4 separate regions of the Homo sapiens genome follow, and all the other regions are linked to region 2. The links are chromatin loops, found by intact Hi-C in ENCODE. Cell type or tissue: PC-9. All regions are shown on one strand.

What was found. Hi-C counts contacts between places; a loop is a spot of excess contacts. Peaks named below come from ENCODE experiments on the same cell type or tissue, not always from the same donor. Only the 100,000 strongest peaks of a DNase experiment are listed, where the experiment ranks them.
Region 1: it touches region 2 in a loop (7-fold over the local background); 104 of 110 quality-filtered maps call a loop at or near these places.
Region 3: a loop joins it to region 2, with 10 times the contacts of the local background. A loop is called at or near these places in 20 of 110 quality-filtered maps.
Region 4: a loop joins it to region 2, with 6 times the contacts of the local background. A loop is called at or near these places in 104 of 110 quality-filtered maps.

Annotation. Positions count from the first base shown.
Region 1 is chr18:48,473,965-48,478,964 of GRCh38, forward strand. It overlaps the pseudogene RNA5SP456 and the pseudogene POLR3GP2. Among named protein-coding and RNA genes, the nearest start is that of CTIF, 63 kb to the right of the region's middle. In PC-9, a CTCF peak has its summit at 2,107 (motif pointing right); a DNase peak (open chromatin) is centred at 2,117.
Region 2 is chr18:48,660,197-48,665,196 of GRCh38, forward strand. It overlaps CTIF (cap binding complex dependent translation initiation factor), which reads left to right. Exons shown (of 12, transcript NM_014772.3): 4 at 3,556-3,629; 5 at 4,251-4,355. Among named protein-coding and RNA genes, the nearest start is that of MIR4743, 7.9 kb to the right of the region's middle. In PC-9, CTCF peaks have their summits at 4,259 (motif pointing left) and 4,463; a DNase peak (open chromatin) is centred at 2,165; H3K4me3 peaks cover 1,260 bases; H3K27ac peaks cover 1,684 bases.
Region 3 is chr18:48,604,517-48,609,516 of GRCh38, forward strand. The region is part of intron 1 of CTIF (cap binding complex dependent translation initiation factor); the gene reads left to right. Among named protein-coding and RNA genes, the nearest start is that of MIR4743, 64 kb to the right of the region's middle. In PC-9, a CTCF peak has its summit at 1,136; no DNase peak of the experiment used is centred here.
Region 4 is chr18:48,486,631-48,491,630 of GRCh38, forward strand. No RefSeq gene overlaps it. Among named protein-coding and RNA genes, the nearest start is that of CTIF, 50 kb to the right of the region's middle. In PC-9, no CTCF peak of the experiment used is centred here; DNase peaks (open chromatin) are centred at 321 and 2,101; H3K27ac peaks cover 273 bases.

The DNA.
Region 1 (5,000 bases), 190 kb before region 2:
AGAACCAAGGGGTAAGGTTGGTTTCTTCTCAGTTTCAGTAGACCAGATGGCCACCACAGAGAGCTGTGCAGGTGAGGTTGCCACAGAGAGTGGTGAGGTGATGCTGCCACTCCAGTGGGCTGGGATGGGGGGTGGACAGAGCACTGAACCAAAGAGGATTATTCTCAACCCCTAAGATCTAATGGAATTTGCCTTGCTAGGTATTGAACTTGCTTGGGACCTGTCACCCCTTTCTTCTGATTTCTCCCTTCTGGAATGGGAATGTTCATCCTATGCCCTTTCCACCGTTATATTTTGGAAACACATAATAGTCGGGTTTCACAGGTTCATAGCTGGTGAGTAGTTTTGCTCACAATGAATTGTAGCTCGATTTTCATCCATACCTGATTTTGATGATATTTAGTTGAGATTTTGGTCTTTAGAACTAGAGTTGATGCTGGAATGAATTAAGACTTTTGGGACTGTTGGAATGGAATGAATGCATCTGCATGTAAGAAGGGCATGAACTTTGTGGGAGGCAGAAGTGGAATGAAATGAGCAGAATATCTGTATCCCCTCAAAATTAACATATTGAAACTCTACCCCAAATGTGATCGTATTTGGAGATGGGGTCTTTAGGAGATCATTAGCATTAGTTGGGGTCCTGAGGATGGGGCTCTCATGAGGAGACATCAAAGAGCTTGCTATCTCTCTTTCTCTCCCTGTACAAGCACAAGGAAGAGGTCACGTGAGCACCCAGAGAAACAGTAGCTACCTGCAAGACTAGAGAACAGTCTGCAGAATGAAACCTCCCTGGCTGGCACCTTGAGCTTGGACTTCCTGGCCTCTAGAACTTTGAGAAAATACATTTCTGTGGTTTAAGCCACCAAATCTATGGTATTTTGTTATGCAGCCCAAACAGACAAATACAGACACATACTCTATGACATATTTATAAAAAGGTTTAAAACATACAATTTTACCATATGTTGTTTAGGAACACACACATATGTAATAATAACATAAATACATCCATGGGAAGTATAAACACCAAATTTAGGAGAGTGGTTCTTTTTGCAGGGTAGGGGAAGGGGAAATGCAACTGAAGGAGGGCCAGGAAGCCTCAACTATATTTGCTATTTTATTTCCTAAGGTGAATGCTATGTCGTTTTCTAAATCTTTTTTATGTCACAAGAATATTTTTAAAAGAAAAGATTGGCTCCTCGTAACATCATCAAGGCACTGGATCAAATCTTACCAAGTTATATGAGCCAACACACCCCATAATTGTTTCAGCCAGTAGGAGTATAATTTGTTTGTTGTTGCAGTCAGAGGCTCATCAGAAATCTTGTCTTCTCCATGAGGCCTCACCTAACTACTGCAGATCTGGAATAGCCCTGTCTCTCACCTGCTATAAACTACGATGGCTTTCACTTGGTTCAATATTGTGTGGATTTATTCCCTATTTATTTCATGTGCGGTTATCCACCATAAAATCATAACAATAACAACAATAGCTACCATTTATTGGGTGCTTCCTGTGTGTCAACAACACAGTGCTTAACTTTGTCACATCCAAGTACTAACCAGGCCTGACCCTGTTTAGCTTCTGAGATCAGACAAGTTCGGGTGCATTCAAGGGGGTATGGGCATAGACTCAGCACTTCGCTTTCTACATCCATCATTTTAAACCATCCTCACTATTACTAACTCTGTTTTTGCACACAAGGAAACTGGAGCTCAGAGATGCTAAATGATTCATCCGAGGTCACACAGCAAAAAAAGTGCCAAGTCCAATCGTTTTCTGCCAACTCCTCAAAGCAGAAAACTGTCTGCTTTCCTACATCCCCCACCACGACCTGAGGCTAGGTCCACCCGTGTGAGCTGATACAGCAACAGACTCTTTGTCCCCAGAGGTTGTTCAGAACAGAGCCTTGGTGACAAGGACCAGCTGCAGGGTGGATGAGCAGGGCTTCCCATTGGTGAAGGCTGCCCTGGCATGGCTCGAGAGAGCCTGTTGGCCTCATTGTGCACTCATGGGCCACAGTGGTTCCATCCTCCGGGTCTCCACCTGATCCCAGACACAGGCACTCAGACTTGCTGGAGCACTTGCTATCAGCTCCCACTAGGTGTCTCTGTTACTTTATTTTTTGTGTGCCAGAAGGCAAACCAAGGCCACTTACTTAAAACTATTCAAATCCAGATAAACGGGCTGCCTGGAACTCTGTGGTGGCCTCAGAGAAACCAGACTTCTACAGTCAGAACCTGTGGGCTTGAGAAGGAGAAGATAAAATAGCTTACATTTACTGAAGGCCTTTTGCACATCAGCCAGTTTACATACTTTAATATTAACAATAGTTAACACTAAGTAATGTTTTGTATGCACAAGGCACTCTCATGTGCTTTTTGCAAATATTAATGCACTCATACCTCATAACAACCCATAAGTACAGAGGTACGAAGGGTTAAGTAACTTGCTTAAGGTCACACAGCTAGTACACAGCATGGTCATTTGGATCATTCAGGTCTCATAACTACCCTGCAAAATACATGTTGTCATCCCTATTTTACATATGTGGAAACCAGGCTCAGAAAAAGTAAGAGGCACAATGTTATACAGCTAGACAGTGGCTGAAGCAGAATTCAAACTTAGGTCTATTTGACTCAGGTCAAAATATGAGTTGGCCCCATTCCCTGAGAAGGAATGAAGACCAGATCATAGGTAGGATCCTGTGTCCTTGACCCCATGTGGGTCACACACACGGCTCTGCAGACTCCACAAAGGACTGTGCAGACCCACTTCTCTGTAGACAGGGCTGAGATGTTCTGAATTCTACCAGGAATTGCTTTGAAAGTAAGGGAGGGGCGACAAAATATCATCTTTGCATGTAAAACCCCTCTACGGATGTATAGAGAGAAGCAACTCCCCACTCCAATTCAGGAGGATGAGGGAGAATTGACTTAGAGGGGGTAGGTTTTGGTTAAAGCCAGCAGAGGTTGCCATAGGTGGGATCTGAGGGTATCTGTGGAAGGCCTCAAAATTGCTCCCTTTAGACTGGTTGGCTTCACTGCTGAATTCTACGAATTTTAAAGAACTAATACTATTTTTTTCTGCAACTATTCCAGAAAATTGAAGGCAAAGGAATTCTTCCAAACTCATTCTACAAGACCAGCATTACCCTGATGCCAAAAGCAGACCAGGACACAACTAAAAAAGAAAACTATAGGCCAAAATTCCTGATGAACATAGTTGCAAAATTTCTCAGCAAAATACTAGCAAACTGAATCTAACAGCATATCAAAAAGATTACATACCATGATCAAGTTGCAAGGATATTTCAACATATGAAGATCACTAAATGTGATACATCATCAGAATGAAGGACAAAACCATACGATCATTCTAATAGATGGAGAAAAATGCTTGATAAAATACAACATTAATTCATGATAAAAACTCTCAACAAACTAGGTATAAAATGAACATACCTCAAAACAATAAAGGTCATATATGACAAACCCACAGCTAACATATTAGTACTAATTTTATACCGAATGGGGAAATGTTGAAAGCCTTTCCTCTAAGATCTGGAACAAGATAAGGATGCTCACTTTCACCACTGTTATTCAACATAGTACTTCAAGTCCTAGCCAGACCAATTAAGCAAGAGAAGGAAATAAAAGGCATCCAAATTGGAAAGGAGGAATTCAAACTGTCCCCGTTTACAGGCAATATGATTTAGAAAAACCTAAAAACTCCACCAAAAAACTGTTAGAACTAATAAACAAATTCAATAAAGTTGCAGGATACAAACTCAACATACAAAAAGCAGCAGCATTTCTATTTGCCCATAATGAACAATCTGAAAAAGAAACCAAGAAAGCAATCCCATTTACAATAGCTAGGAAAAAAAATACCCAGAAGTAAATTTAACCAGAGGTGAAAAATCTCCATAATGAAAACTATAAGATACTGATGAAAGAAAATTGAAGAGCATACAAAAAATGAAAAGATATTACATGTTCATAGATTAGAAGAATTAATATTGTTAAAATGTCCATACTGCCAAAAGTGATATACAGATTCAATGCAATCCCTATCAAAATACCAATAACATTCTTCCCAGAAACAGAAAGAACAACCCTAAAATTTATATAGAACCACAGAAGACCCTGAATAGTCAAAGCAATCCTGAGCCAAAAGAACAAAGCTGGGGATATCACACTACCTGACTTCAAAATATACTACAAAGCTATGGTAACCAAAACAGCATGGTGCTGGCTTAAATACAGACACATAGACCAATGGAAAAGAATAAATTAAGAACCCAGAAATAACTCTTTGGCCCTGAGGTCCTACAAGAGGCCAGAGGAGTACAGGTACTCAGGGAGGCTGTGCAGCCCCAGGCCTGTATCAATCACCACGTCCTGCTTGGAGCCATGCACCAGCCAAATGTTGGCATGGTTGCCCGACTCATAGAAGTGTTCTTGAATTCAAAAGATACTACCACCTGGAGACTTGTGGGTGTACCACTTGAGCGCCAACATGCTGGGCATGGGTGCAGCCAGGCAGATGCCTTTCAGAATTTGCCCACTCGTCTAGTATAACTAGATCTGATGGCTGGGAATAAAGGAAGAGGAGGATGTGCTGCTCATACCTTTAATACTGAGGCTGTTGGATTTAGCAAAGGTGAAAAGTTACCTTATGTAGTGTTGAAACCACCCCCACTATTTCCTGATGCAGATTATAAATCAGTGCCACTGAAAACAGAAGATGAAGAATACATGCTGGCTTTGAAACAGGAGTTGAGAGAAACAATGAAAAGAATGCCTTATTTTATTGAAACACCTGAAGAAAGACAAGATATTGAAAGGTATAGTAAAAGATACATGAAGGTATATAAAGAAGAATGGATACCAGATTGGAGAAGACTTCCAAGAGAGATAACGCCAAGAAATAAATGTAAAAACACAGGCCCAAAACCCGAAAAGGCAAAAGACGCAGGCAAAGTCACCTCACT
Region 2 (5,000 bases):
GTTGTTGTAAGGAGCTGTGGGGATTCAATGAGGAAAATGTGAGAGTCTGTCACCTGTGACGTGTGTTGGTTGCGTGACTGCCATGGCTCTTGGAGGAGCACTGGTTGCCACCGTGACTCCACCACCTGCTCCCCAGCTGGGCCATGGTCCCTCTCCCCAGGCTTCTGTTTTTCACCCCCAACATGGAGATGGCAGCAGCTGATCACAGGGCTGTTCTGCAGATGCACGGAAGGGTGGGCTTCCTCTGTAAAGAATAAACACATACATGCAGGCACAGCTTCTGCCCTGGCTCTTTCCCTCCCATCAGCTGGGAGCACATTTCCCTGACCCCAAGAATCTGGAAGTCCAGAGATTGGTGGGTCCCCCGCCAGGGATACTGCTTTGGAAATGCCCAAGTTTGCCCTGCCCAGTCACCTCCCTTAGCCCAAGGGTAGTGCCCCCTCCTCCAGGCAGAGAGGTTCCACCAGCTCTCTGCACAGGGGCATTGGCCCCCTCACAGCTGCTGCCAGTGACTGTTACTGTGACCTGTCCTCGCTCCCTGCCAGTTGAGGAGTAGTAGCCAAGATGCCAACCTGCAGGCCAGGAGGGAGATTTATGTGCCCATCTGCACTGCCCTTCAACTGCCTTCAAGGTGAATCACCATCTTCCTGGAAGATGCTTTGCACTTCTAGGTTTGGCCATGACCTTCTCTACATAGTTGCTCTCTCTTTCTATCTCTCCATCCATGTTTCTTACTCTCTAAGGGCCTTACGGGCCTCGGATCCTAGGACGGTAAATCATTCTTGACATCCTAATCTTGATTCAGTCTTTCAGCCACAGAGGCAGTAGGGTCGTGCTTCCTCCTGTTACAAAGTGGCATCTCCTCAATCAGTTGGCAGGAATCCAAGCTGGCCCTCCTGTGTGCCTGGCTTGGCCACTGTGGGGGCACAAAGAGAAAGAGGCAGTCCAGTGGAAAAGATTACAGTCTACTTGGGGAAGGTCTAACATTCATGTAAGAGAGCAGTGACCAAGAGGTGATCCACTGAAGCTGAATTTATAGGCGCCAGAGAACATTGGGTATTTAACAGATCAGGGATTAGGGAAGACACGTGTGGAGGAGAGGCTTCAGGTCACTGGGCTGAAGGAGGAAAATGAACTGCATGCTGAGTGAGGTCTGCAATAGATGCTTTGGAAGCAAGAGTTTTGTTTGCATGTATGATTTTTTTTTATCTTTGCTTTCTATGTTATTTTTGGCTGCTATCCCCAATGATAATTACATTCGAGGCCCAGGAGGGGGGTGTGAACAAGCCGGTCAACATCTCGGGAGGCAGGGGCTGTCCCCTTGGGGGTTGTGTGATAGAAGGTGAGTCTCTCTAGCTGACCTGGAGTTTCAGAGTTGCACTTGGAGCAAGCAGGGCCCCAGGAGTTGGAATGGGGAGGATGTGAGGCAACTCGAAGAAAAGGGAGAGAGGACGATCCTAGAACATTAGGGGCCACCTGCTTGGAGGACTGGCAACCATGCTGTAATTGATTAGTGATATCTGCCGCTGGCAGGAGAGGGGATGGTAGCAGCACGCATGCCAGTCAGAAGGAGCCCATCTACAGGGCATGGTATTTCATTCTGGGATCTCTTTATTTAAATATGAAGAATCTGAAGTCCAGACTGGTGAAGTGACTTTGCCGAGGTCACACAGTTTATTGACGCAAAAAGAAAACGCATGTTTAAAGAAGATGGTGAAAATCTCTTGCAGTATATGTCAGGAGCACTGAGCTTCCAGCTCTGGGGGACCCAGGGGGTCCCTGCCATCAAGGGCCCGCTATCTCCTGTGGGAGAGAGGTCACTACAGGAAATAGAAGTGAGAACTGCAAGAGGCCGGCTCTGCTACTGTAAGTCACCCACACAGATAGCAAGTTCAGGGCAGAGCGAGGTGACTGCAGTTTGGGAGGCCAGAGGTGCTTCCTGGCTGAGCCAATCTTTGACAGATGGGGCACATTCGGAGAGGGCAAGAGGGGAGCAAGGCCCAGTTGACAGGCCATGGTCAGGAGCAAAGGGGATTACGGGGATGGGACAGGAAAGGCATGGGGAGAAGCACCCAGGGCCATGGCGGCCCTGAATAAATGTGGCTGATCTGCTAGAAAGGATTGTGCAAGCTCTCAGGGCAGCCTGGAATGAGGAAGTTTCAAGTTACTTAGACCTGCAGGCTGTTGGTGCCCAGAGAGAGGGACCAGTGTTCATGTTATCAATGAGACCCAGGAAGGCTGAGGGACTTGCCCAGAGTCAGACAGCCCAGGTGGTTCTCCCCAGACAGTCCTCTTGTCCCTTCGACTCCATAAGCCCTCCACCTCTCCTCCAGGCTCTCATTACCTCCTGCCTCCTGTCTGTGGCGGCTGGAGTGCCTGGCCCCTTCTGCTTGGAGGCTGGACTGTCCAGCCTTCCCGGTTTTTGTGCCCTCTCCTTCTAGTTAATCAAAGCTGCTCGCTCTCTCTGTCTCTCTCTGGAAGAGAGATTGGTTTCCTCTTCCAGTTACTATCTGAGTTCTTTCACTATACATTCGTTAGTTTGCCTGTTCCTGAACATAATTGGTTCTCTTTTGCATCTGGGTTCTTTTGTTCCCTGTATGCTTGTGATATTTATTCATATTGCTGCATGTTATTTTACTTTGTTTGTGCTCACTGCGGTGTGATACTCCAATATGTGAACATACCACGGTTTATTTATCGAATCAGCTGATGACAGGCATGTGGGTGGTCTCCAGTTTGGAGCTGTAATGGCGGATGCTGCTGTATACGCTTTCTGTACATGTCTTTTGGTGAGCATCGGGCACATTTCTGTGTGTTTATACCTGGGAGTGAATTTCTGGGTCATACGGCGTGCACACGTTCAGCTCAGGTGGATGTGGAAGTATTGTTTTAAAGAGTGTGACGATGGAAACCAGATTGCAGGGGTAAGAAGGGCTGGAGGGCATCAGGTGCGGTCAGGGGTTGGAGAATTTGCCAGGGAGCTCACCAGCCAGAGAGCAGAGAAACCAAATCATAGAAGCTGCATTGAGTAAAGAGGTTTCTGTCTCTGGGGTGGGTCACATAGGGAACACTGGAGGATCGGCTCGACTCAGAGAAATCCAGTTGCTGGTGTAGCCTTGGTCGGTGGGGGCTTCTGGGGAGTAGGACTGAACTGTGAAGGAAGGCAGCCTCCATGGGCTCCCCAGTGGGCCTGGCTCTGCAGAGCCCCTCCCTGGGGAGAAGCCTCAGCCATCAGGCTGGCAGTGGTGATGGTGGCTCTGGGTGGTACAGAGCCCTTGCTGGGTGTGGAGGCTTTGAGGAGAGAGCCATGGGCCTGGGGCAGCAGGGGCCTGGACCCTTCTGTATACATCTATAAAACCTCAGTGAAACGAGGGCCTATGCCTGGGGGGAGGCCAGGAGACCCCCAGGCAGTCCCCTGACTCTGACTGGGTGCACCAGCCACCATACTCACTTGGGGGCTCACTCCAGCCCCCCAGCCCCTCAGGCCCTGGCCCCGTGTTCTCAGCATCCTGGCCGAGCAATTAATGTCAGCCCTTTCACCCCCATCTCTTCCAGAATGGCAGCAAAGACAACTCTCTGGACATGCTGGGCACGGACATCTGGGCGGCCAACACCTTCGATTCCTTCAGGTAACCTCCTCCTCCCTCCTTCCCTGTGGTGTGAGGTCCAGCCGGGGAAACTGGCTTCCTTGGGGACGGAATGAACGCTGATGGTTCATGAGCAAGAGGCAGAGAGAAGCAGAGTAGGGGATGTAGGAAGGATGGGGTGGAAAGAAGGCCGGAGAGAGGAGGCGGTGAGTGTCAACGGGAGACAGTGGAGGCATGGGGAGGGCCCCCGGGATGGGGCTGCAGAGGCTGGGCCCCGCTTCCCACTAGCCTGCCTCATCTACCTCAGGGTGGCCGGGTCGTCACTTTGAGCTGCTTGTCAGAGGCTGGAGACTGGCATTTGGCCCCTTGCTCTCCCTGGCCTTCCTCAAATGTGGGCACGAAAACAAACTCAGGTGTTGCAGAGGCCGCTGTGCAATGGGCATCAGGCCCACACTTGTTTCATAAGCATGCACTTTCCCACGGCAGGGTGAGGAAGGTGAGGGGTGGCACCTGGGGCTCCATTCTGAGTGGGGCTCCCCGCCTGGCCCCTGGCGGCTCCTTTCTGCGGATCTGCTCTGCCAGGTTCAGCCTGGCCCCCTGGTTCCGTCAGTAACTGGGCTGTTGCCCTCTTGCCTCCGTTTCTCACCCTCCCTCGCCCTCTAGTGGTGCCACCTGGGACCTGCAGCCGGAAAAGCTGGACTTCACCCAGTTCCACCGCAAAGTCCGACACACGCCCAAGCAGCCCCTGCCACACATCGACCGCGAAGGGTAAGGGGTGCTGGGGCTCTTACCCAGGGTGGGGTGGGGCAGGGGACGGGAGTGGCCTTTGCCTCCACAGGGAGGCTGCTCTGCTGCACAGGGGACTCAGGTGGCTGATGCCCCGGGATGCTCTTCTTATGCGTCCCAGAGCTGCAGGCTCACTGGCTTCTCCTGGAATCCCTCCATTTCCCTCTGCCCAGCCCCCTCTAGCCATGCCATCCCCACCTGCTCCTGATGACCCACAGTGGCCCTGCTTGTCAGTAATCCACGCCAGCGCAGCAGAATCACCTGGGCGGTGGCACAGAGGACAGGCCCACCCCAGAGTCTGTGATTCCGTAGGTGTGGACTGAGGCTGTGTGTTTCTTTCTTTTTTTTTTTTTTTTGAGACGGAGTCTCGCTCTGTCGCCCAGGCCGGACTGCGGACTGCAGTGGCGCAATCTCGGCTCACTGCAAGCTCCGCTTCCCGGGTTCACGCCATTCTCCTGCCTCAGCCTCCCGAGTAGCTGGGACTACAGGCGCCCGCCACCGCGCCCGGCTAATTTTTTGTATTTTTAGTAGAGACGGGGTTTCACCTTGTTAGCCAGGATGGTCTCGATCTCCTGACCTCATGATCCACCCGCCTCGGCCTCCCAAAGTGCTGGGATTACAGGCATG
Region 3 (5,000 bases), 56 kb before region 2:
CCTAGATGATTCTAACAACTATGGTTTTTTTGGAGAGGCCTCCAAGCTACTAAGCCAGAGATTCCAACCCAAGTCAATAATCATGGGGCCAATCCATGTACATTACTTTTTTAACAGCTTTATTCAGATTCGATTTATATATTTTATAATTTACACATTTAAAATATACAATTAAATGGTTTTCAGTCTAATTATAGATATGTGTGACCTTTACCACCTTCATCACCTCTAAAAGAAACCCTTTAGCTATCACCCCCTTGTCTCCCTGCCTCCTTCCTGCCTCAGTTGTAAGCAAACACCATTCTACTTTTTGTCTCTCTAGATGTGTCTATTCTGGACATTTCATATTAATGAAATCTTATGTGATCTTCTGTGACTGGCTTCTTTCATTTAGCTTTGTATTTTCAAGGTTCATCCATGTGGTAGCGTGGATCAGTACTTTATTCCTTCTAATGGCTGAGTAATATTCCATTGCATGCATAGTTCATATTTTGTTATCCAGTCATCAGTTGATGGATGTTTGTGTAGATTTTACCTTTTGGCTATTATTAATAATGGTACTAAAAACATTTGTGTGCAAGTTTTTATGTAGACATGTGTTTTCATTTTTCTCAGGTATATACCTGGAGTGGAATTGTTGGGTCATAAGGTTTATGTTTAATGGTTCAAGAAATTGCAAACCATTCCATATGGTTTTCCACAGCAGCTGCACCATCTGACATTCCCATGAGCAGTGTTTGAGGACTCCAGTTGCTCCACATCCTCTCCAACACTTGACTCGATACTTTGTAAGGTCTTTTTACTTCTAAGCTTCTAGGATTCTGGGTGAAATCCAGTGACAGTTGAGGCTATGGGAGGCTCCTTTCTGGCCTTATATCCCCTCCTTCTCCATGTCTCAGTGTAGTTTGCAGATGGCTGTGGGGGATTTCTCAGTTAATTATCTGCCAGTTAACCACTCAGCCTGCTCCCTGCGGTTGTATCTGGCTACAGACTTCTCCTGCTGTGTGTGTGAAGAGGTTATCTGCTGCTACCATGCTCTAGTGGGTGAAATTAACCACAGAAATAATGGGAAGTAGAGACCAAAGACTCTGATGGACTAATTAGAACAGCCATCAGGAGCTGCCCCCTGTGGGCTCTCTGCTGCAAGGCATCTGGCTGCACCTGGGAGTCCTTCCTCACTGCAGCTGTCCCAGACTAGCCTGTGGGAGGAGCTCTTAGGTCACAGAGGCCCACCATGGGCCTCTCGGAGGGAGCCCACAGTCCTCCCTTCCGGCTTCTGTTGATTGCCCACTTCATACCAGGTCCTGGAAATACAATGATGGGAAAAACGAAAAGGTCCCTGTTCTCAAGCACGCACACTAGAGTGGGTTCCTGATGGAATTAACTGGAACTTAGATTTTTCTGGCTGCCTGTTTTCCCAATTACTTGATCATGTTCCAGAGAGAAGTAACTGGGGAAACCAACCCTAGGAAACCATACCTGAACCTTCTATGTGGCCTTGGCCAAGAGGTCTTGTCTCTGGCTTGGCAATCTGTTGTGGGAGGCCTCTGTAATCGGGCTTTATGTTCTACAAGGTAGTGGATATGGCTTGCAAATATGTGTGGCCTGCAGAGCTTGGCTTTCTCATACCCTCTAACCAGAAGAAGCCTTTGCAGCTCAAAAGGACTGCACCTGTCTCATCCGTCCCTTTCCCCCTTCCTCAGAGCTCCTACCCTATCTCAGCTCAACCTGGGGGCAACGTTCAGTGACTCATTGGTTCATGCCACAAGGAGTGGGAATCTGAGATATTGCTAGTCCAGGGCAAATGCTCAGGATTGGAGTCAGATGCCTGGGTCATCATCCTGCCCTGTCACTGGGCCACTGGCATACTGTTCCAGGGTCCCCATATGGGAGGGTAACAGGGGGTGGTGATGCATGCTCTGCCTAACTGCAGCCGCAGGGTTATTAAGAGCTGACTGGCAGGAAGGACAATGCTGAGCTGTGCAGACTCCAGGGGCATGAGGCCCAGTGCCACCCTCCAGACCTCCCTAAATGACTTCGGACTCCCTGGAGAGTACATAACTTCTGGCACCCTGGACAGGACCCAAAGGCTTGATCTGGAGCAGTTTCCAATGCCCACTCCAGGAGGGACGACAGGGTCTAGCAGCTTATGGGGGATGTTGGGCAAGGGCTGGCACATTGAGGGAGTGGAGCTCTGGGACCCTCACTCTCTTTGGTCAGAGTATCCATGTCTTGGAGCCATTCTGTCCAGGTTTCAGTTCTGAGCCAGCCTCTTCCTAGCCAGGTGACCTTGAGCAACCCTTCGTGTCCTCAGTTTCCTAATTTGTACAAGGGGGACAAAAATAATGCCTACATTATAGGATGATCTTGAGGATTAAATTAATATATGACAAGCATTTAGCACAGGGGCCGGCACATACTAAATTCTCAATAAACACAGGTATTTATTATCTTTTATATATTTGGGGGGAGTCGTTTATAATTTCATTTGAAAAACAAGTATGATATTAGAGGAAAATAGTTTGGAAACCAACAATCTGTGGGGAATACAATATTGATGATTTGCTTTCCTGCTTTAGGAAAGGTCAAAGGGCAGCTGCCTTTGAGCAGGAGTTTCCCTCCCTCGGGTCCTCCAAGCAAAGGCAGAGGCAGCTGTGCTGTGTTGTCTCTGGGCCTGGAGGCCACTCCAGGAATCAGGGGCCCTGGGCTTTTGCTGCCGATTTCTTTGCCTCCCTGTGGTTCGTAGAGAATTCAGGGAGAGCTGTAAGAGCGCTGGGCACCGGATCAAGTCTGAGATTCCTGTGGTTGCTGTCCAGCATGCTTCAGGCATTGTGTGGGATACATGAGGGCTCCCTGGCAGAAGAGGGGCCTGCCCTCTGACACCCAAGCTGTGTCTGCTGGGTCCACTTGTAATGTGCCACCCATCTGTGCCCATCAGCAGCCGTCTGCTAATACCAAGGTGGGCAGAGCATTTGTTACCTGCTGCTGACCATTTTCTACTTTCTGGGAATCCATCATGAAACTGTCAAAAAGAGGAACTGAATGTCTATGGTGAGGTCAGCTCAGGCTCCCAGGGTCCAAGGAAAGGAGCAGACAGGTCCTCAGCCTCCAGGAGCTCATAGTTTAGCTGGGGAAGGAGGCAGCCACTCAGCTCACATTAAGGCTGAGCTGGAGGGTGGTGGGGGCATTACAGGAGCAGTGGGACATCCCTGGGCTGTCCTTTCCTCCCTTGAGACACTGAGCAGGAGCACCCTGTCCCTAGGAGGAGCTTGGGTATGCACAGCCGAGTTTCTGCTGAGTGACACCATCTTCTATAATAGCTGTGGCTATCTTCAGCCAGGTTATGGTTGAGTACTGCTGGTCTGGAGCCTTTTTTTCTTTCTGCTTGCAATGACCTTGCATATTTCTGTTTTGGACCTGGACTATCATGTATTATTTCACAGTGTAACTCCCAAGGGCAATCCTTCGTCCTGATTTATTTCCAAGTTCTGAGGGGGAGCCCTCATTTTTGTAGGCATAGACCACTTCCAGTTAGTTGCTCTTTCGCAGGGGACTTTCGAACTCGGATGCCTTACAGGGGCCAGGCAGGTAACATGTGTGAGTGAGGGAGCCAGGTGAGAGTGAGGCTGTGAGCAGCGGGGAGGCATTAGAGAGTGTATGGGTCTGCAGAGAACTGGGGTTGATTGCCTGGTCTGAAGGGGACAGCACTTCTTAGCTCTAGCTGATGGTTACAGCGCAAGAAGGTGGGCCAGTGTTGCTCGATCATCCAGTTTTTTCAAGAAAAGTCAGAAATTGTGGCTTTTTATGTGAAATATTTTGATTTATAAACGTTAGCTCAAATATTTTTAAAATATCTAACTGGCTAACCAGAACACACCATGGTCCAGACGTGGCCCCAGCACAGGCGGTAGCAATCTCTGCTTTGTGACTGTGCTCCTTGCAGGACAAGGCGGTCATCGAAAGTGGTGGGGGGGTGGGGGCAGGCAGAAGCCCAAGGGCCCAGTGAGTGGCTGCTATGAGCATTCTGAGGGGTCTCTGTGACCTGGGCCGGTCAGGGTGGCATCTAAGAGGTGGGCTTGAGCTGTTCTTGAGGATGAGTAGAGAGAAAGGGTTGCTGTTCTCGAACGTGAGCCAGTTCTGCCTTGCAACCATAGCACAAGACCACCTGGACAGGCCTGCAAGGCCACAGCCTGCTGAGATCTAGCCTGTGCACAGCCTGTTCTGGGCTGTGGACACTCCCACCAGGCTCTGGAAACAGCTCGGTACTCTCTCTGCTCCAGCTGGTCTGTAGTTCAGGGAGCTGTTGCCAAGAGGGAGAAAGCTGACTGGGGACCCTGGAAACCCCAAGACAGATGCCAGAGAGAACGTTGCCTGAGAAGGAAGGCCTGGAGCGCTGCTGCCACCACACTTGGATGCCCTTTCTAGCCTTACCCCAGGTGCTTGTGGACACATTGCTGGGTTCAGAGCAGGGCACTATTGGTTTCCCTTCCTAGCATGCTCCAAGTTAATTTTCATTCTTGGCCAATAAACCCAGAAGCTTTTGACAGCTGGTGGTGGGGCTCACCCATCTACCTTCAGAGTCCACAGAAGAGAGAATGGATCTCTGTGAGTTCCTGCAGGTTGGCAAAACAGGTCAACCCAGGGATTGGAATACAGGAGAGAGCCAGACTGAGGCCCAAGGAGGACTCAGGGTGTTCAGAGTTGGGAGGCATTAGGGAGTGGTGAGATCTGCAGAGATCTGGGGTTCAGAGATAGCAGTCGTCATTGATATCCAGAGTAGTCAAGGAGGGCTTCAGGGAGGAGGTGTGCCCAGAGGTGGGCCTTGAGGGAAAAGGGGAGATTTGGAGAGGCAGAGGTAGGAGAGAATGCAGAAGACAGAGTGAGGTATAGCAGTTGTGAAGTCGAGTGACAATTGCAACTGATAATTGAGTGCTTGATGTATGCCTAGCGGTGTTGAGCACTTTTCTCATTCATTCTTTCACATGATTCTCACAGCACCT
Region 4 (5,000 bases), 170 kb before region 2:
GAGGCTGACTGTCTCCATTTTTTTAATCTCTAGCAGCTCTCCACACCCCTACAATGACTCCAGGAACCCCATAATAATGGTCATGAGAGTACAAGTCTGTTTTCTACTGTGCCAGGATCCACAAAAAGGAAGCTCAGAGCAGGAAAAGCTTTTGCTCTTCTCTGAGTCTTGAAGTCTGGATTTATTCCTTCCTCAATCACTTATTGTAAAACTTTAAGCAAATACTTAGATTTACAGCCTTATTGTCCCCCACATCACAAGGTTATTATGAGGAGTAAGTGGGAGGGTGTTTATGTAACCTAGCACAGATCTGGGACCCGTGAGACATTCTGTAAATATCCATTTGACCATTAATTTTTTTCCACCATTGCAGGAGATAAGGTTGCAACATTCCTACCCAAGGAGCTCTGACTTTGGAGTTTCTCTCTAGTTTATAAGTACCACACCAAACAGTCTCCTAAAAGAGTACTAAAACGGTGTCTTTTCTTACATTCTAAGACATCATTAGTAAGGGAATGATTTAAACGGGGTTTCCACTCTCCTTGTTGTCTCTCCTTGTCTCTCTCTTCTTTTAGGAAAACTGTGCCCCAGCTAAATCAGAGAACACAGAGGGGATTCTTCCCTGTCACCCTAAAGTCTTCCCCTCTGAGTTTTTCTGGCCTCTCTCCCCTGAGAAGTAGGCAGCTATCTTTCATGCCTCTATCCCTTGGGGTTCCTCAAAAGAACTGAGCATCAGCCTGGTAGAAGGGAGAGAATACTGGAAAAAGATGCAGGAGTTTTGGTGTCCAGTTCCAGCTCTTTAACTCACTTTTTAAATAACCAAAGTTGTCTGAATATGTGATGAGCAGGTAGTAAGATATCTGCCACTGGAGGTTTTCAAGCACGATTGAGAAAACTACGTGGCCAGGACACTGTGAAAAGGACTCAAGCATTGGATGAATTATTATTATTATTATTATTATTTTTTTTTTTTGAGATGGAGTCTCGCTCTTGTTGCCCAAATCTGGAGTGCAATGGCGCCATCTTGGCTCACTGCAACTTCTGCCTCCCAGGTTCAAGCGATTTTCCTACCTCAGCCTCCCAAGTAGCTGGGATTACAAGCACCTACCATCATGACTGGCCAATGTTTGTATTTTTAATAGAGAAGGGGTTTCACCATGTTGACCAGGCTGGTCTCGAACTCCTAATCTCAGGTAATCTGCCTGCCTCGGCCTCCCAAAATGCTGGGATTATAAGCATGAGCCATCATGCTCAGCCGAGCATTGGATGAATTATTGAATGACATGACTTCCTCCCAAGAATTTTAAGTGTCTTTCTAACTCTTGAGATTAAATGAATTTATATTGTGACTGAAATTAATTAAAACTGAGCACTAGTTTCCTCATCTGTAAGACAAGAGGGTTGAACTAAATGTTAGCTAAGGCCTCTTACATCACCATCACCCACCACCTCCTCCACAACAATTCAGCTTACCCAGGTTGGCCTACCCTGCTTGACTCTATTCTACTCTAACCAGGTTGCTCCCCTGGGTCAGGGAAAACATTTCCCCAGATAGGACCAAGGCAAGAACGCAGGGGTACTGGGGGCATGTGGTCACCGAGAAGCCAGCCAGTTTGTATTGCCCGTGTCCTGTGAAATCAAAGACTTAGATCTATGACAAAGAACTACATACTGAGAAGGTTAAGAGGTACTCAATGAAGACATAAAAAGTCGACAGTCAGGAAGGAGCTGGGGACTTCAGCAGCAACTCAGAGTCCACTGCCAGGTCAGGACCACCTGTGCCGGCTGCTGCCTAATCTGATATATATACAACAGCACGGTCTACATTCATTGTCAGCCATCCTCACACAAACGTCATCCACAGGAGAGGGTCTTGGCCAGAGCAGAAATCAACAAGACTATGACTTGGAAATTCTAGGGGGAGGGGAGGCCTCTAGCCTCAGGAATTTTGTCACCCAGGTCAGGGTCTGTATAATAGCCTTCTTAAGAGACAAAAAGGGCACTCACAGAGATTTGGACCAGGGCTGGCCTCCATCCAGCTTTCTACATTATCTTGAGCTCACTTGGTGAGATAACATAGCTAGCAGCTTCTGCATTCCTTCCTGGAATGCCTGTGATGTTTGGAGCCCTGCCACATGGCTCAGGCATTAATCATCAACCAGTGGATAAATGTTGACTGAGCATACTCTGTTAGGTCCCTGGTGTGCCTAAGAAGAGGGGTACCCTTTCCCTTTGGAAGGTTGCAGAAGATATATACCCATTAAAAGACTATTTAAAATCTTGACTAGTTAGTGATAACTTCCTTAAGAGTATAGGTGCTAATGAATTTCAGAAGAGAATGATATCCCTTTGGGGTGGAATGGTTCAGGGAGACATCTTGAGAAATACAATATGGGCATTAAGGGGTCAGTGGGATTGTAAATGTCCTAGGGGAAGAGGTGTCAAGACTGGGAGGTCACTAAGGACCTGAATGAGCAAGCTGTGCTGGGGACAGAACTAAGACCTGCTGGCTGAAGAGGGTCCTGAGCAAGGGGGAAAAAGAGACAGAAACTTAACTAATAACTATTTATGCATGTTTACACTTTTCACCCCAAGCAGAGAGCTGGCTCCTGAAGGTCAGCTTTGTACCAGGAAGTACTCCTTTCTTGCACAGAATTTTGAAATTGCTAGTTATCTTTTTTTTCCCTTGCATTGTTCATCTTAATTCCATTGTTAAGATGTCTTAATTACCACAAATAATATCAGATATCTTTCTCAGACATCTCTTTCTTGGAGCCTTCCACTCCTGCTCTATTCTGACCCACTGAGTTCTGGGTGTGTTGCCTGAGGTTTGCTTTCTTGACTCTCCTAGGTTGGATATGCAACAATGCAATACACACTTTTCTCCAGGCAAGCTCCGTTGGACAACTTCCCCAGAAAAGAGGCTTGGCCAAAGCCAAAATCAGCCAGATTGTGACAAGGAAATTCCAGGAGAGGGCAGGAGGCTAACCTGGGGGATTTTATTGCCCAGGGAAGGATGATATGACACTAAGTGGTGAAATGGCACGGCTTCTCTCTCTGTTGGTTTATCCCTGATTTGGGTGGAGCCTGTCCTGGAATGGCCTTCTCAGAAAAGAAATGCTCACTTCCAGCATTACCTCTCACAAGCAGGCTTTGTCTGCTGCATGCTGCATATACCCTTATATGCATATACCCTTATAATGTTATACGCCTTTTTTCCATATGTTTCTAGATCAGTGGCTGTCTATCTCTACATTGGGCACTCAATAATAAAAGAAGGTATCTGATTGTGTGTCCTCACAGCCCCCAGGCTGAGAATTTCTGCCCAAGGCTCAGTGGTGATCTTTCCTCAGGAGACCTTCAGTTCAGTGAATAAATGAATGACATAATAAACTTTATCCTATGTACCAATAAATAGATACACCTGCTATGGACCCATAAAAATTAGAAATTAAAAATCTAAGAAATACATATTGTTTATTAAAACAAAAAATAAAAATAAATAAACTTTGTCCTGAGAGCACTGGAGAGCCATGATGGAAAGTTAAAGTACTTTAGACCTGGGCATGACACAAGCAAATTTTCAGTTTATAAAGATTACAGTGGCAGTCAAGTGGAGAATGGATTAGTTTGGAAGAGTGCTAGAGGGCAGGAGACAATTGGGAAAATATTGTGGGTCACCCAAGGAGACGTTAAGAAACCTAATGGAGGCACTGCCCCCTTTCGGTACTTAGCATATTCATTCATTCATTCAACAAATATTTATCAAGTCCCTAACATGGGTCGGGCAATATTGTAAGCATTAGGAATTATTACTGAGAACAAGAGGGGTATGTACCAGATTGTTTTGTTATTTAACTGTTCCAATTAACTTATACCTTGGCCAAATTAGAGTTTTCCTTTACAGTTTGCTCAATAAACAGGAATTGAATTGAATGGAAACAATACAACAATTCTGATAAAACCCAGAGCTTGAAAGATAGATGATTAAACCTTGGATGGAAGAGATGAGATGTTACAAGGACAACATGAAAAATTCCCATATCTGGGTTTCTAAATTACCCACAAGTGCCAGCATACCATGACTGGGGGAAACACTGTAACTTGGTCTGTGTGTTCTCTTTTGACAGTTCTCAGGCGCATACCCAGTCTGGCTGAGGCCTGAGTCAGTGGAATCTTCTGGTTCCCCACACTTTCAGACCATCACTCTGCACTCCCTGCTGAAGCTCCCATATGCATTTGGGTGGAGATTGAAACTAACACTTTCCAGAGAATGTGGAGGAGGGAAAAGGGGGAGAGAGGAAGGCTAGTTTAACAACAAAGTGGGAAAAAGGAGGGGAAAGCATTCTTATTATTGTTTCTAAAAACAGCTCCAGTCAAGACACTTCATTCAAAGTTGTTCAAATATGAAAATGGAATAGTAAGCTTGTGCTGTCACTGTTCCAAGAGCCTCCTGGAAGGCAGAACACATCACCCTGATTTGTATAGTAGCACACCCAGGATATGATCTCTTCCTAAGTGTGCACAAAAAAAAAAAAAAAAAAAAAAAAAAGCTATTCAGGACAGCAAGGCCTATCTTTGGTGTGTGGGCAAGTCAGTTTAGGGATTGGTGTTGATCTACAAGAGGGGACAAAAACGATCAATAAAATGAAAATGGCAGTACATTTCTCAACTGCTTTTCATCAATAAGCTCTGGCTCTTCACCTCCACTTCAGCGGAACATGGGAGCTAGTCTCAGCTTTCCACTGACAGGTTCTAGGACCTTGGACACTCAACCTGTCTGGGTCTTGATGCTTTAAAAACACATGATATTTTGATTCTCCACTTATCATCCATTCCTCCCCACCCCACCCTGACACATACACACATATGATTCATTCATTCACTCACTCAATTCAACAAAGATTTATTTAGTACCCACTATGTGCTAGGCACTGTTCTAGGCATTGGGGCTACATCAGAAACAAAATATCCCTCCTGGATATTCTGTTTATATTTTA